Regions from separate parts of the Homo sapiens genome. Here region 1 is linked to region 2. A link is an interaction called in ENCODE POLR2A ChIA-PET data of the cell type or tissue named here. Cell type or tissue: OCI-LY7. All regions are shown on one strand.

What was found. Peaks named below come from ENCODE experiments on the same cell type or tissue, not always from the same donor. Only the 100,000 strongest peaks of a DNase experiment are listed, where the experiment ranks them.
Region 1: POLR2A ChIA-PET joins it to region 2 with 31 read pairs; 2 of 35 experiments call an interaction of 5 or more read pairs at or near these places.

The regions. Positions count from the first base shown.
Region 1 is chr2:203,747,500-203,755,499 of GRCh38, forward strand. No RefSeq gene overlaps it. Among named protein-coding and RNA genes, the nearest start is that of CD28, 45 kb to the left of the region's middle. In OCI-LY7, no CTCF peak of the experiment used is centred here; a DNase peak (open chromatin) is centred at 3,042; H3K4me3 peaks cover 365 bases.
Region 2 is chr2:202,443,071-202,451,070 of GRCh38, forward strand. All of the region lies in intron 1 of BMPR2 (bone morphogenetic protein receptor type 2), which reads left to right. Among named protein-coding and RNA genes, the nearest start is that of BMPR2, 71 kb to the left of the region's middle. In OCI-LY7, no CTCF peak of the experiment used is centred here; no DNase peak of the experiment used is centred here.

The DNA.
Region 1 (8,000 bases), 1.3 Mb after region 2:
TGTAGAGGAGATTGGTTTTTGTAGTTGTAAAATAATATTTTAGGCTGGGTGTGGTGCCTCATGCCTGTAATCCCAGTACTTTGGGAGGCTGAGGCGGGCAGATCACGAGGTCAGGAGATGGAGGCCAACATGGTGAAACCCTGTCTCTACTAAAAATACAAAAATTAGCTGGGCGTGATGGTGCGTGCCTGTAATCCCAGCTACTTGGGAGGCTGAGGCAGGAGAATCGCTTGAACCTGGGAGGCGGAGGTTGCAGTGAGCCGAGATGGCGCCACTGCACTCCAGCCTGGGCAACAGAGCGAGACTCTGTCTCAAAAAAAAAAAAAGTCACGTTTAAAAATTCAAAGTATACTTATATTTAAAATTTTCTAATAATGAAATGTTATCATAAGACCAAAGTAGATGTACTGGGCCTGGATCTTCATCCTTTCAGTCTGTCTTTGATTCTGACAGTGGCACCTCCAGCAACATTGATCTTCTCTGGGGGCCCTGGGATAACACATTAGCTTCTAGAATGGCTTGGGGATTTCCTGCTTGTGTCCTATGAAAAGGACACAAACTGGCCACACATGTGTTCAGTCTAGTGATGGGGACTGAGAAGGACAGAAAGAGATTTGACAGAGTTTTGACCTTAGCAATTTACTACTTGGTTGGGGAAATAACTCGTCATAAAGGTAGTATATACTAAGCTCTAATTAAATGATATACAATTCAAGTTCAGAGGTGAAAGACTATTGTGGACTGGAATTCCAATCTGGCCCTGAAAAGCAATACACAGCTTTTCAAACTTGTGGGAAATAGAATAGCTTTGAGAAGGAGTACTTGCATTTTTAATTTTTAGAAATATTGCCAATTTGCTTTGCACAGAGGTTATATTGATATACAGTCCCATCAGTCACGTATGAGAGAGCCTTTTACCCTATTTATTCTCATTAGCACAGTGTTAACATGTTTGATCTTTGCCAGTTTGATAGTTTGAAATGATATTTTATCATTGAGTTGATTTGTGTTTCATTTTTATGAATCAGATTCATCATCTTTTCATTTCTCATAAGAGTCTTTTTTTTTTCTGTGAACTGTCTACTCATATCCTCTGCCCATTTTTTTTTCAGTTGTATTGTCAGCTTTTTAATGTAGAATCACTTCAAAGAAACTATTCCTTTGCTTGTAACTCCTTCATTTTAGAGATGAATAGATGTAAGAGGTAAGCTTATTGTTTCTTTGTTTATTCATCAGCTTTTATTAAGTATCCATTCCATGCCAGGCACTGCACTTGTCACAGGAATTAGATATAGATCCTGTCCTCAAGAAGCTCCCAGGCTATGGGAGACACAAAGCTTTTCACATGGTTTTCAGGTCTATAATAGAGCTATACATAGGGAGTTATTGTGGCTCAAAGGTGGGGCATCACCTAACCATGCAAGGAGTTGGGGAGGCTCAGGAAAGTATTTGTAGATGACAGCAGCTGAATCTTAAAGAACAAGGGAGGCTTAGGCAAGTGACGAAGCGGGGAATTACATTTCAGGTAGAGAGACTAACTTGTGCAAAAACACAAGCACGGTGCCTTTGAGGAGTTCAATGTGTGAATTCAGGGTGGCTGGAGAATAGGTTAAGTCCAAGAGAGTATAAGAGATGAGACCACCTCTATTAAGACAAACTCTTTATTCCTAGGAATTTGGGGCTTATCCCAAGGGCAAGGGAAAGCTAATAAAATATATAATTTTAAAAATTTGCTTAAAATTATTATTTATAATATATAACCTATAATCTTACATTGCAGAAAGCTATAAAATGAAAACTAAATGTCTTCCTCCTCCTTGTCCCCTGTCCCACAGTTCTATTTTTCAGAGGTTACCATTTTTTTTTTAACAGTTTCCATTTACCTCCATAACTCTCAATATGTTTATCTCCCTGTTTCTTGATTTGTCAAACCGAACAGTATTTACAGACTCTCCACTATGAAGATGAAGAATTCAGCTCACTTCTACTAACTCCCACCCTTCCAATTTTTTGGAAGGTTTTAAGCACAAGAGGGACCTGATTAAATTTGCATTTTGGAAAGATTATTTTGCTAGCAATGTGAGGAGTGGTTCAACAGCTGTTGCAGTAAATCAAAGAACATAAGTTGGAGGGATGCATTAGTGGAAGGTACCTAGAGGACAGAAAGGTGAGGACTATTGGAAGACTAGAAGATAGAGGGAAGGAGAAGGTCACTCCTTGGTTTTATTTATTTATTTATTTTTGGAGATGGAGTCTTGCTCTGTCGCCCAGGCTGGAGTGCAGTGGCACGATCTCAGCTCACTGCAACCTCCGCCTCCTGGGTTAAAGCAATTCTCCTGCCTCAGCCTCCCAAGTAGCTGGGACTACAGGTGCCCGCCACCAGATCTGGCTAATTTTTTTTGTATTTTTAGTAGAGACGGGGTTTCACCATGTTAGCCAGGATGGTCTTGATCTCCTGACCTCATGATCCACCTGCCTCAGCCTTCCAAAGTGGTGGGATAACAGGCGTGAGCCACCGTACCCGGCCACTCCCTGGTTTTAGACTGGTGCAGGTGGTACTTACACTCTGTGAGCTAGAGATGCAGGAGGAGGAATTAATTTTAGTAGGGGGCATGATGTTGAATTTCACTTTGGACATGTTGAATTTGGCGTGTTTGTGAGAATCCAGGTGGAGATGCCTTATGATGCAGCTGGACAACTAATAGAGTTGCGGCGGTCAGGAGTGAGCAGAGGCTAGGGAGATAGATCTATGAGCCAGCCCTCAATGTATAGTTTATTCATTTTCTCATTCATTTAATAAATATTTATTGAATACCATCTAAGAGCTAAATGCTGGGTATAAAATGATGAGAGAAGAGACAAATTTCCTCACCTCATGGAGCTTTTAAGCTGGCAGAGGAGACAAACATTAACACAGAAACTCACAAATACATATGCAATTATGGACTGTGGTAGGTGCTACAAAAAAGAATACAGGCTTATGTGATAGAATAACAGCATGCACCAAATTTAGACTGGGGCCTGGGAGGGAAACAGATGGGCAGGCAAAGCTTCTTTATACCTAGATCTGCCAGGTGCAGAAGAGTTAAAGAAGCCATGTGCAGAGGACATTTTGAAGTGGAAGTCATGGTCAGGACCAGCCATAATCTTTGTGGAGCTTAGGATAAAGTCCAATCAACGGAGACCCACTAAATATCTAGACATCATCAATCAAGAGAGCTAAGTGATATTACATATGTTCTATCCCCCTCTCTTGACAAATATATCTTTATGATGACAAATAGAAAAATACACGTAAAGTAAAACTGAAAGTTGGCAAAATATCAATGACAACCAAATTTAGTTATTATCGCACACGTCCGGGTCTTCTGTTATGGGTTGAGATGATTGTATGAGCAATAAAATTAAGACAGATACAATATTCAGTTTCTTGAACTGGGTGCTAATTACTATTCACTCTGCAAATTTTCTGAGCTATATATGTATGACTTGTGTACTTTTCTGTATTTACTATTCCATAGCAGAAAATTTAAAGGATTTATCAAATACTTACGTCATAACATTATTTATTTATTTATTTATTTATTTATTTAATTAATTTATTTTTTTTGAGACAGCGTCTCGCTCTGTTGCCCAGACTGGAGTGCAGTGGCACAATCCCAGCTCACTGCAAGCTCTGCCTCCCAGGTTCACGCCATTCTCCTACCTCAGCCTCCCGAGTAGCTGGGACTACAGGCGCACGCCACCGCACCCAGCTAATTTTTTGTATTTTTAGTAGAGACGGGTTTTCACCATATTAGCCAGGATGATCTCGATCTCCTGACCTCGTGATCTGCCCACTTCGGCCTCCCAAAGTGCTGGGATTACAGGCATGAGCCACCACGCCTGGCCTATTTTTCAGTTTTTTTGAGACAGAGTTTCATTCTTGTTGACCATGCTGGAGTGCAGTGGCATGATCTCGGGTCACTGCAACCTCTGCCTCTCAGGTTCTAGCAATTATCCTGCCTCAGCCTCCCAAGTAGCTAGGATTATAGGCACCTGCCACCATGCCCGTCTAGTTTTGTACTTTTTAGTAAAGACAGGGTTTTGCTGTGTTGGCCAAGATGGTCTTGAACTCCTGACCTCAGGGGATCCACTCGCCCACCTCGCCTTAGTCAGTTTGGACTGCCATAACAAATTACCATATGCTAGTTGCTTAAACAACAGAGATTTATTTCTCATAGTTCTGGAGGCTGGGAAGTCCAAGATCCAGTGTCTGGTGAAGGCCTGTTTCCTGTTTTGCAGATGGTCATCTTCTTGTGGTACCTTTATAGGGTATGAAATAGAGAGAGGAAGCAAGCTCTTTTGAGTCTCTTCTTAGAAGAGCACTAATTGCATCATGAGAGCCTCACCCAAATGACCTACCGACTTCCTAAAGTCCTCACCTCCTAATAGCACTCCACTGGGGGTTAAGGTTTCAACATATGAATTCTGTGGGACACAAACATGTGGTCTGTAACAGTCATGTTTTCAAAAGCAGTTGTAAGGACAAATTTGATGTGTTTCATCAAGATTTCTATCTGTTGGCAGATTCATAAAATATTGTGTGTAATCTTTGAATTTTTCTAAAGAACATTGTCATTATCAGCACATTTGAAGTCATGTCTCCTAGTGCCAAATATAAATGATGAGTCATATGTGACTTCTGTATTTTTGGCCAAAATTCTGACTTATGTGCATTTTTATGTACATTCTTTCCAACCGTGGTAGTGCCATTCTCATAGGCTTTCCTTTGATAATTAAAAAACAAAACAAAACAAAACAAAAAACATTAAAAGGCCAGGCGTGGTGGCTCATGCCTGTAATCCCAGCACTTTGGGAGGCCGAGGCGGGTGGCTCACCTGAGGTCAGGAGTTCAAGACCAGCCTGGCCAACATGGTGAAACCCCGTCTCTACTAAAAATACAAAAATTAGCCGGGCTTGTTGGCGGGCGCCTGTATTCCCAGCTACTTGGGAGAGTGATCGAATAGAAAAAAGAGGATCATTTCTCTCAGCTTCAGCCTGAAAAGTCTCAGGGAACTGTTCTGACTTGTTCACCTTAGATCAAATGCCAATGGGGAGGACTCTTTTATGGAAGAAGGGGAGAAGCGTACAGACATGATTTCTGGAAAAATAACTGTCTGCTGAGCTGCTGCCCCATTTTTGTCTAAGATAGGTCTAAGACAGGTGTAGTTCTTCATAAGAAAATAAGAAAATGGAGGTTTTGGAGTGTCATACTGTTTCATTCACTGGCAAGGTTTCATGAATCCGGCTCCATGTTTTTTTCCTTATGGGTATATTCTGGGCTTGTTCCTATTATATATCTGAATCACCACTAAATTCAATTGGTCATAACCTTTTGATGGAACATGGACCCTTTTGGGAATATTTTAAAAGTTATGGAACTTCTTCCAGGGAAAAAAGCATATAAACATAATTTTTTTCTATTGTTTCATGGTATTTATTTACTTATTTATTCTTTTGAGATGGAGTTTTGGTCTTGTTGCCCAGGCTGAAGTGCAACGGTGCGACCTTGGCTCACTGAAACCTCTGCCTCCCTGGTTCAAGCAATTCTCCTGCCTCAGCCTCCTGAGTAGCTGGGATTACGGGCACCCGCCACCATGCCTGGCTAATTTTTGTATTTTCAGTAGAGACAGGGCTTCGCCATGTTAGCCAGGCTGGTCTTGAACTCCTGACCTCAGGTGATCCACCGACCTCGGCTTCCCAAAGTGCTGGGATTACAGGCGTGAGCCACTGCACCTGGCCTGTTTCATGGTATTTATTAAAATTCTTAAACTTGTGAAGTATTCCTGAACAAGCTCATGCAAAGGTCACTTTTTTTTTTTTTTTGAGATGGAATTTCACTCACTCTGTCACCCAGGCTGGAGTGCAGTGGTGCGATCTCAGCTCACTGCAACCTCCAACTGTGGGTTCAAGCTATTCTCCTGCCTCAGCCTCCTGAGTGGCTGGGATTACAGGCGTGAGCCACCATACCCAGGGAAGGTCATATTTTAAGAAGGAAATTGTGTGTCATTATGATGTTGTGAATTTGGACATCTTAAAAGATATCAAGAGATCTACCTTTGGTTGCTCTAGGAATGTGTATTTTTAAAAATAATTTTATTTATTTATTTTTATGGGTACATAGGTGTATGCATTTATGGAGTACATGAGATATTTTAATATAGGCATGCAATGTGTAATAATCACATCAGGGTAAATTGGGTATCTATCACCTTAAGCATTTATCCTTTCTCTGTGTTATAAACATTTCAATTATACTCTTTCAGTTACTATAAAATGTACAATAAGTTATTGTTGACTGTACTCATCTTGTGCTATTGAATACTTGATCTTATTCATTCTAACTATATTTTTATTTCCATCAACCATCTCCAATTCATCCCCCTACCCCATACCCTTCCCAGCATCATTCTATTCTCTACCTCCATGAGTTCAACTGTTTTAATTTTTAGCTTCTACAAATCAGTGAAAAGGTGTGAAGTTTGTCTTTCTGTGCCTGGCTTATTTCACTTAACATGATGTCATCCCGTTCCATCCATGTTGTCGCAAATGACTGGATCTTATTCTTTTGTATGGTTGAATAGTACTCCACTGTGTATATGTATCACATTTTCTTTATGTATTCATCTGTTGATGGACACTTAGGTTGCTTCCAAATCTTGGCTATTGTGAACAGTGCTATAATAAACATGGGAGTGCAGAGATCTCTTTGATATATTGATTTCCTTTCTTTTAGGTATATAATTAACAGTGGGATTGCTGAATCATATGGTAATTCAATTTTTAGTTTTTTGAGGAACCTCCAAACTGTTCTACACAATGGTTGTACTAATTTATATTCCCACCAACAGCATATGAGAGTTCCCTTTTCTCCATATTTTCACCAGCATTTGTTATTGCCTGTCTTTTGGATAAAAGCATTTTAACTAGGGTGAGATGATATCTTACTGTATTTTGATTTGCTTTTCTCTGATGATAAGTTATGTTGACCACCCTTTCCTATACCTGTTTGCCATTTGTAGGTCTTCTTCTTTTTTTTTTTTTTTTTTTTTTTGAGATGGAGTCTTGCTCTGTCACCCAGGCTGAAGTGCAGTGGTATGATCTCAGCTCACTGCAACCTCCGCCTCCCGGATTCAAGTGATTCTCCTGCCTCAGCCTCCTGAGTAGGTGGGATTACAGGTGCGTGCCACCACACCAGGCTAATTTTTGTATTTTTAGTAGAGACGGGGTTTCACTGTGTTGGTCAGGCTGGTCTTGAACTCTTGCCCTCGTGATCCACCCACCTTGGCCTCCCAAAGTGTAGGTCTTCTTTTGAGAAATGTCTATTCAGATCTTTGTCCATGTTTAAATTGGATTATTGTATTTTTTCCTATTGAGTTTTTTGAGCTCCTTATATAGTCTTGTTATTAATCTCTTGTCTGATGGATAGTATGCACATATTTTCTCCCATTCTGTGGGGTGTCGCTTTGCTTTGTTGATTGTTCTCTTTGCTGTGCAGAGCTTTTTATCTTGATGTGATCCCATTTGTTCATTTTTGCTTTGGTTGTCTGTACTTTTGGGGTGTCATTCAATAAATCTTTGCCCAGACCAACGTCCTGGAGATTTTCCCCAGTGTTTTCTTTTAGTAGTTTCATAGTTTGAGTCTTAGATTTAAGTCTTTAATCCATTTTGATGTGATTTTTGTATATGGTGAGAGACAGGAGTCTAGTTACGTTCTTCTGTATATGGTATCCTGTTTTCCCAGCACCATTTATTGAAAAGACTGTCTTTTCCCCCATGTATATTCTTGGCATCTTTGTTGAAAATGAGTTCACTGTAGATATATGGATCTATTTCTGGGTTCCCTATTCTGTTCCATTGGTCTATGTGTCTGTTTTTATGCTAGTACCATGCTATTTGGATACTATGACTCTGTAGTATAATTTGAAGTCAAGTAATGTGATTCCTCCAGGTTTGTT
Region 2 (8,000 bases):
AGACACCAGATCTTTTTTCTACACTGTGGGAAGACACAGCAACAACATGGCCATCTGTAAGCCACGAAGAGAGCTCTCACCAGGAACTGATGGATAGCACCTGGATCTTGGACTGCTCAGATAGGTTTATACGATCTAGTCTGTGGTATTCAGTAGCCCAAGCTGACTAATATAATGGCTGTGTGTGTACAAATAGCTTTTCAAGATTTTTTACAATTCTTTTATACAGTGGGAAAACTGTATTCTATTTATACCCAGAAATAGAATTGCTAGAACATGTAGTAGTTCTATTTTTAATTTTTTGAGGAACTTCCATATTGTTTTCCATAGCGGCTGCACCATTTTTCATTCCCACCAACAGTGTACAAGGGTCAAGGATTCCAATTTCTTTATATATTCACCAACACTTACTTTCTGCCTCTGTCTCTCTTTCTCTCTCTCTCTTTCTTTCCTTTCTTTCTCTCTCTCTTTCTGTCTCTCTCTTTCTCTCTTTCTTTCTTCTTTTTTTTTCAAGACGGAGTCTTGGTCTGTCACCCAGGCTGGAGTGCAGTGGCGCGATCTCGGCTGACTACAACCTCCACCTCCCTGGTTCAAGCGATTCTCCTGCATCAGCCTCCCAAGTAGCTGGGATTACAGGCATGTGCCACAATGCCCAGCTAATTGTTTTATTTTTATTTTTATTTTTGGTAGAGACTATTGGTCTTTGCCCACTAAATTGGAAGATATATTACCTTGTAATTGCCTTCAGAGCAGGGTTTTCCTCCTTTAGCTCATTGACATCTTGTACCAGATAATTTTTTTTCCAGATAATTTCTGTGTGTGTATATGGAGGAGCCATATGTGCATTGTAAGATTTTGCCAGCATCCTTGACAAATGTTGGTGGTACTACCGACTAATAACATAGTGGTACAAATGTTAGTGGTACTACCGACAAATGTTAGTGGTACTACCACCGGTTGTAGTGACAACCAAAAATGTCTCCAGACATCTCCAAATATCCCCTGGGGCGTAAAACTGCATATCATTGAGAACTTTATGGCCCTAAAGAAAGAGATACAGTTTTATTCTCTGCTCGCTTTCTTTTCTGTTAGTCTTGATTATTTGTCATTTACAATATTTAACCTTGCTCAGCAAAATTTTAACCTTTCAAATAAAAGAAGTAGGTTACTGCTTTAAATTATTGCTAAATAATTCTCAGGGCAGGTTTTTCTAAGTGAATTTGAACTTAGAAACATAGAATAGAGATGGATGAAAGTATCCTCATTTTATTTGTTTTTTTATAAGAAAATTTATTTTTGAAATAATTTGGGGCACATGTGCTTGTGAAGAAATCCGTAGATATTGAGAGAGATGAAGTGTTAAAGATAGTTTAATTCAACAAATTTCTAAAAAAATAACAAAACCTAGAGAAATTATGTAATTTGTTTTTTGTGTTGGTGTTGGTGTATATAGTTACATCAAAAATTTTAAAGACTTTAGTTAGATGTGTTCTACATGTGGAACACTTTTGTGTTGAAATGTTTTGTGGAGGTCACTAGTGATTTTTAGAACACTATACATGTACTAAAATGTTCTATGTAATATTGGATGGAATGATCCATTGTTTTATTTACCCTTCTTTTTCTCTAGAACTTAACTCTACATTTGGAAGTAGTGTATCTTACATTTTTTAATTTTTAATAACAAAGCCAAATAATCTTCTCAGTGAATTAGAAACTTATTTATTTATTTTTTGAGATGGAGTTTCACCCTTGTTTCCCAGGCTGAAGTGCAATGGCACGATCTGAGCTCACTGCATCCTCCGCCTCCCGGGTTCAAGCAATTCTCGTGCCTCAGCCTCCCAAGTAGCTGGGATTACAGGCATGCGCCACCATGCCTGGCTAATTTTGTATTTTTAGTAGAGGTGGCGTTTCACCATATTGGTCAGGCTGGTCTCGAACTCCCGACATCAGGTGATCCACCTGCCTTGGCCTCCCAAAGTGCTCGGATTACGGGTGTGAGCCAACACACCTGGCCTAGACATTTTTTAAAGTGTAGTAAATATGTGACATACTGGCAATGTTGCATCACCATATACTTGAAAATGCTATCCAGATGCTTTTTTGTATAGGAGTCCCACAAGATATGCAAACATTTTTATTTATTTATTTATATTTGTATTTATTTATATATTTAAGACAGAGTCTCCCCCATCACCCAGGCTGGAGTGCAGTTGGGTGATCACAGCTCACTGTAGCCTCAACCTCCCAGTCTCAAGCCATCCTCCTGTCTCAGCTTCCCAAGTACCTGAGACTACAGATGTGTGCCAACATGCCTGGCTAATTTTTTAATATTTTGTAGAGACAGGGTTTCACCATGTTGCCCAAGCTGATCTCAAACTCCTGGGCTCAAGCAGTCCAACCATCTCAGCCTCCCAAAGTGCTGGGATTACAGGGGTGAGCCACTGCACCTGGCCTATTTTTAGTTTTTTGAGGAACCTCCAAACCATTCTCTGTAGTAGTTTTATTAATTTACATTCCCACCAACAGTGTATAAGGGTTCCCTTTTCTCCAGACCCTTGCAGCATTTGTTATTGCCTGTCTTTTGCCATGTTGCCAGGGTTGGTCTCAAACTCCTGGGCTCAAGTGATCCTCCCGCCTTGGCCTCCTAAAGTGTTGCAATTGCAGGCATAAGCCACCATGCCTAGCCCTACAAACATAATTTTTTTTTTTTTTTTTTTTGAGACGGGAGTCTTGCTCTGTCGCCCAGGCTGGAGTGCAGTGGCACAATCTCGGCTCACTGCAACTTCCGCCTCCTAGGTTCATGCCATTCTCCTGCCTCAGCCTCCCGAGTAGCTGAGACTACAGGCGCCCGCCAACACACCTGGCTAATTTTTTGTATTTTTAGTAGAGATGGGGTTTCACCGTGTTAGCCAGGATGGTCTTGATCTCCCGACCTCGTGATCTGCCCATCTTGGCCTCCCAAAGTGCTAGGATTACAGGCATAAGTCACTGCGCCCGGCCACAAACAATTTTATACAAAGAATTTGAAATTTGAAAATTAACACAGGCTGGGCGTGGTGGCTCACGCCTGTAATCCCGGCACTTTGGGAGGCTGAGGTGGGCGGATCCCCTGAGGTTGGGAGTTCAAGACCAGCCTGACAACATGGAGAAACCCTGTCTCTACTAAAAACACAAAATTAGCTGGGCATGGTGGCGCATGCCTGTAATCCCAGCTACTTGGGAGGCTGAGGCAGGAGAATGCTTGAACCTGGGAGGCAGAAGTTGTGGTGAGCCAAGATTGCGCCATTGCACTCCAGCTGGGGCAACAAGAGCGAAACTCCGTCTCAAAAAAAAAAGAAAGAAAATTATACATTGTTGAAATAATTTTATTTCATTAGATATGCATAATAATTTTTAGCTCTACAATTTTATGTTCGCTTGTGTTTTTGAGTCTGTAAATCATAATGATGGGCCTATTGGGCATTCATTTCAATATAGTATTAGTGTAACAGAGCAAAGAGTATATGAATACTCATGATCCTACCACATTTGGGGATATAGTCTGTAGACCCTTTTTGTGCCCATGTGCACACACTCACATACATTTTTTTTTTTTTGAAACAGAGTCTTGCTCTGTTGCTCAGGCTGGAGTGCAGTGGTGCCATCTCAGCTCACTGAGCCTCTACCTCCCAGGTTCAAGTGATTCTTCCGCCTCAGCCTCCTGAGTATCTGGGATCACAGGCATGTACCTACCACGCCCTGCTAATTTGTGTATTTTTAGTAGAGACAGGGTTTCACCACGTTGGCCAGGCTGGTCTCAAACTCCCGACCTCAGGATCCACTCACTGCGACCTCCCAAAGTGCTGGGATTACAGGTGTGAACCACTGCACCTAGCCATAAATTTTTAAAAATGCAGTTACATTATGCTGGTGTTTAATACGGTCTTTCCCCTCTAAAAATAGATTGTAGATTGGCTGGATGTGGTGGCTCACACCTGTAATCCCAGCACTTTGGGAGGCCGAGGTGGGCGGATCATGAGGTCAAGAGTTTGAGACCAGCCTGGCCAACATAGTGAAACCCTGTCTCTATTAAAAATACAAAAAAATTAGCTGGACATGGTGGCAGATGCCTGTAATCCCAGCTACTTGGGAGGCTGATGCAAGGAGAATCACTTGAACCTGGGAGGTGGAGGTTGCAGTGATCCAAGATTTCGCCACTACCCTTGAGCCTGGGCGATGCTGTGAGACTCTGTCAACAAATCACATCTAAACAATTTTTCATGACTGCATAGTATTTTATTTTGGGGTATAGTATGATTTTGACAACCTAAATATATCTATAGAGAACTGATTACTGGCCGGGTGCAGTGGCTCACGCCTGTAAATCCCAACACTGTGGGAGCCTGAGGTGGGAGGAATCCTTGAACTAGCTTGTGCAAGAGGGCGAGACCCCATCTCTACAAAATGTGTTTTAAAATACTAGACAGGCATGGCGGCATGTGCCTATAGTCCAGCTACTCGGGAGGCTGAGCTGGGAGGATCCCTTGAGCCCATGAGTTTGAAGCTGCAGTGAGCTGTGATTGCACCATTGCACTCCAGCTTGGGTGACAGAGCAAGACCCTGTCTCACATACACAAGAAGAGAGAAATGATTACCAGTGTTTGCTATTACAAATAATGTTCTAGTAAGTAAGTACACTTATACATATTTGTATTTTTTTAATATAAAAATTTGAAAGGGAATGTGGAGTCTTAGGAAGATCCATATTTAAAATTGTTATTTTATGATGCTCTCCAGGCAGGTTATAGAAAATTATGTAGGTTAAGAATGTTTCTAGGATATTCAAAATTTAGTCCTCTTTTAAGAGTAGGTAATGAGGATGGCCACCCATTGCAACATGGGTTGAAAAAATAGAGTCATCCAAAACCATCTCATGGAATTCTTATTTATTTGTTTATGGGTTTATGACTTATATTTACACCATTAGAATATAACACCTTAAGGGTAGGTGGGCACTGTCTTATTCCCAGCATTTTTCCTGGTTTAGAATACTGCCGGGCACATAACCCACACCTAATAATAAGTATTTGACTTTTTTTTTTGAGACAGAGTGTTGGCCAGGCGCGGTGGCTCAAGCCTCTAATCCCAGCACTTTGGGAGGCCGAGGCGGGCGGATCATGAGGTCAGGATATCAAGACCATCCTGGCTAACATGGTGAAACCCCGTCTCTTCTACAAATACAAAAAAAATTAGCCGGGCATGGTGGCTGGCGTAGTCCCAGCTACTCGGGAGGCTGAGGCAGGAGAATGGCGTGAACCCGGGAGGCGGAGCTTGCAGTGAGCCGAGATTGTGCCACTGCACTCCAGCCTGGGCGACAGAAGGAGACTCCGTCTCAAAAAAAAAATAAAAATAAAAAATAAAAAAAAAAAAGTGTTGCTCTGTCGCCCAGGCTGGAGTGCAATGACTTGGTCTTGGCTCACTGCAGCCTCCTCCTCCCGGGTTCAAGCAGTTCTCCTGCATCAGCTTCCCGAGTAGCTGGAACTACAGGCACGTGCCACCATGCCTGGCTAATTTTTTGTATTTTTATTAGAGACGGGGTTTCGACATGTTAGCCAGGATGGTCTCGATCTCCTGACCCCATGATCCGCCTGCCTCGGCCTCCCAAAGTGCTGAGATTACAGGCATGAGCCACCGCGCCCGGCCTCTTTAATGACTGATTTTTGTGTAGACTCCAGGATATATAAGCCTCTTAGAGGTTTAAGCGTGGCTTATGTGCTTTTCTGTGGTTTAGCTGTTGGCTCTGAATTAGGAGAGAACAATATATCTTATTGCTGTTTGGGAAAGCTTGGATTATTTTGTCAGTTTAGAATTGGTGTGTGTGTGTGTGTGTGTGTGTGTGTGTGTGTGTGTATTTTTTGTTTTAATCAGCTTTTGCTTGTCTTTCTCTTTAGGTGTACAGAAAAGAGTTAAAATAGCAGGCCTGGGGTGGGGGTGGCAGCTCACACCTGTAATCCCAGCACTTTGGGAGGCCAAGGCAGGCGAGGTCGGGAGTTCGAGACCAGCCTGACCAACATGGAGAAACCCTGTCTCTACTAAAAATACAGAATTAGCCGGGCATGGTGGCACATGCCTGTAATCTCGGTTACTCAGGAGGCTGAGGCAGGAGAATCGCTTGAAACCGGGAGGTGGAGGTTGCAGTGAGCCAAGATTGCGCTGTTACACTCCAGCCTGGTCAACAAGAGCGAAACTCCATCTCAAATAAATAAATAAATAAATAAATAAATAAATAAATAAATAATAAAAAAATAACAGACCTGAGACTGCTATCTTTAGAATGGCCTGCTTGCAACTTGGCCCTTAGCTGGCATTTAGGAATTTAGATTTTGGGAGTGTTCCCACCATCCCCAAACCGATATGAGTGGTTTACTATGCCTAAAGTGTTTGTGCAAACAGTGTGGAAATATGCTTTATATTGAATGCCTCCCTTTCTTCTGGGAATTTGGATACCTGCTAGGCTAAGTATGCCTCTGTGACCCATGACCCAATAAAAACTTTGGACACTGAGTCTCTAATGAGCTTCCTTGGTTAAACAACATTTCACACGTTTTGTCACAATTCACTGCTAGAGGAATTAAATGCACCCTATGTAACTCCACGGAACTGATGGAAGTTTACACCTGGTTTTCTCCTGACTTTGATTCATGTCTTTTCCTGTTGCTGAGTTTGGTTTGTATTATTTTGCTGTAATATATTATAGCCTTGAGGCTGGGTGCGGTGGCTCACGCCTGTAATCCCAACACTTTGGGATTACACCCAGATGAGGTGGGTGGATTGCCTGAGGTCAGGAGTTCGAGACCAGTCTGGCCCACGTGGTGAATCCCCATCTCTACTAAAAATACAAAAAAAAAATAGCCAGGCTTGATGGCATGCACGTGTGATCCCAGCAATCTGGGGGGCTGAGGCAGGGGAATTGCTTGACCTAGGGAGGTGGAGGTTGCAGTGAGCCAAGATGGCACCACTGCACTCCAGCCTGGGCAACAGAGCGAGACTCCGTCTCAAAAAACAACAACAAGAACAACAACAAAAAAAGCATTATAGCCTTGAGTACGACTTTGTGCTGAATTCTGTGGGTCTCAGGGATCCCCAACACAACATCAAATTTGAGAACATCCTGAGCAGGTAGGTACCTTATGAAGATTTTGATCTCTTTCCTACTATGATCTTTCTCTGACATCATGAGAATGCTCAGCAAAATGATAATTTAATCTGTTGTATTCTAGATACAGAAATATGTAAATTAAGGGATGAATATTTTATTTTTGAAAGGATTATTTGCTTTACAAAAGATTTCACCATGGGCTGGGCGAGGTGGCTCATGCTTGTAATCCCAGCACTTTGGGAGGCCGAGGCAGGTGGATCACCTGAGGTTGGGAGGTTGAGACCAGCCTGACCAACATGGAGAAACCCTGTCTCTACTAAAAATACAAAATTAGCCGGGCATGGTGGCGCATGCCTATAATCCCAGCTACTTGGGAGGCTGAGGCAGGAGAATCGTTTGAACCTGGGAGGCGGAGGTTGCAGTGAGCCCAGATCATGCCATTGCACTTCAGCCTGGGCAACAAAAGTGAAACTCCATCTCAAAAAAAAAAAAAAAAAAAAAGATTTCACCATAAGATTGGGAAAATAGAGGACTCTTGCTTGATTTATATACTTAAATTTAGAAATTTGAGTTTACACTAAATTTTATAGGGACAATTATGTTAGATTAAGATACTCTGTTTTTCATATATTTCATAACAGAATTTGTGATACTCTGAAATCCCAGTTGTATTTGTCTTGAGAAGTTTGTGTTCTGGGAAAGGAATACTGTTGCTTCAGCTATTTAGTTATTTGCCCCATTACTGCAAGGTTCCTGTGTTGTTTATTTTAGATAGTTCATTTTGACATTTAGATAAACCAAAGCCAAACACACAAGCATGCCCAGAATTAGTCCCTGAACTTCATTCCAGGGTAAAGAT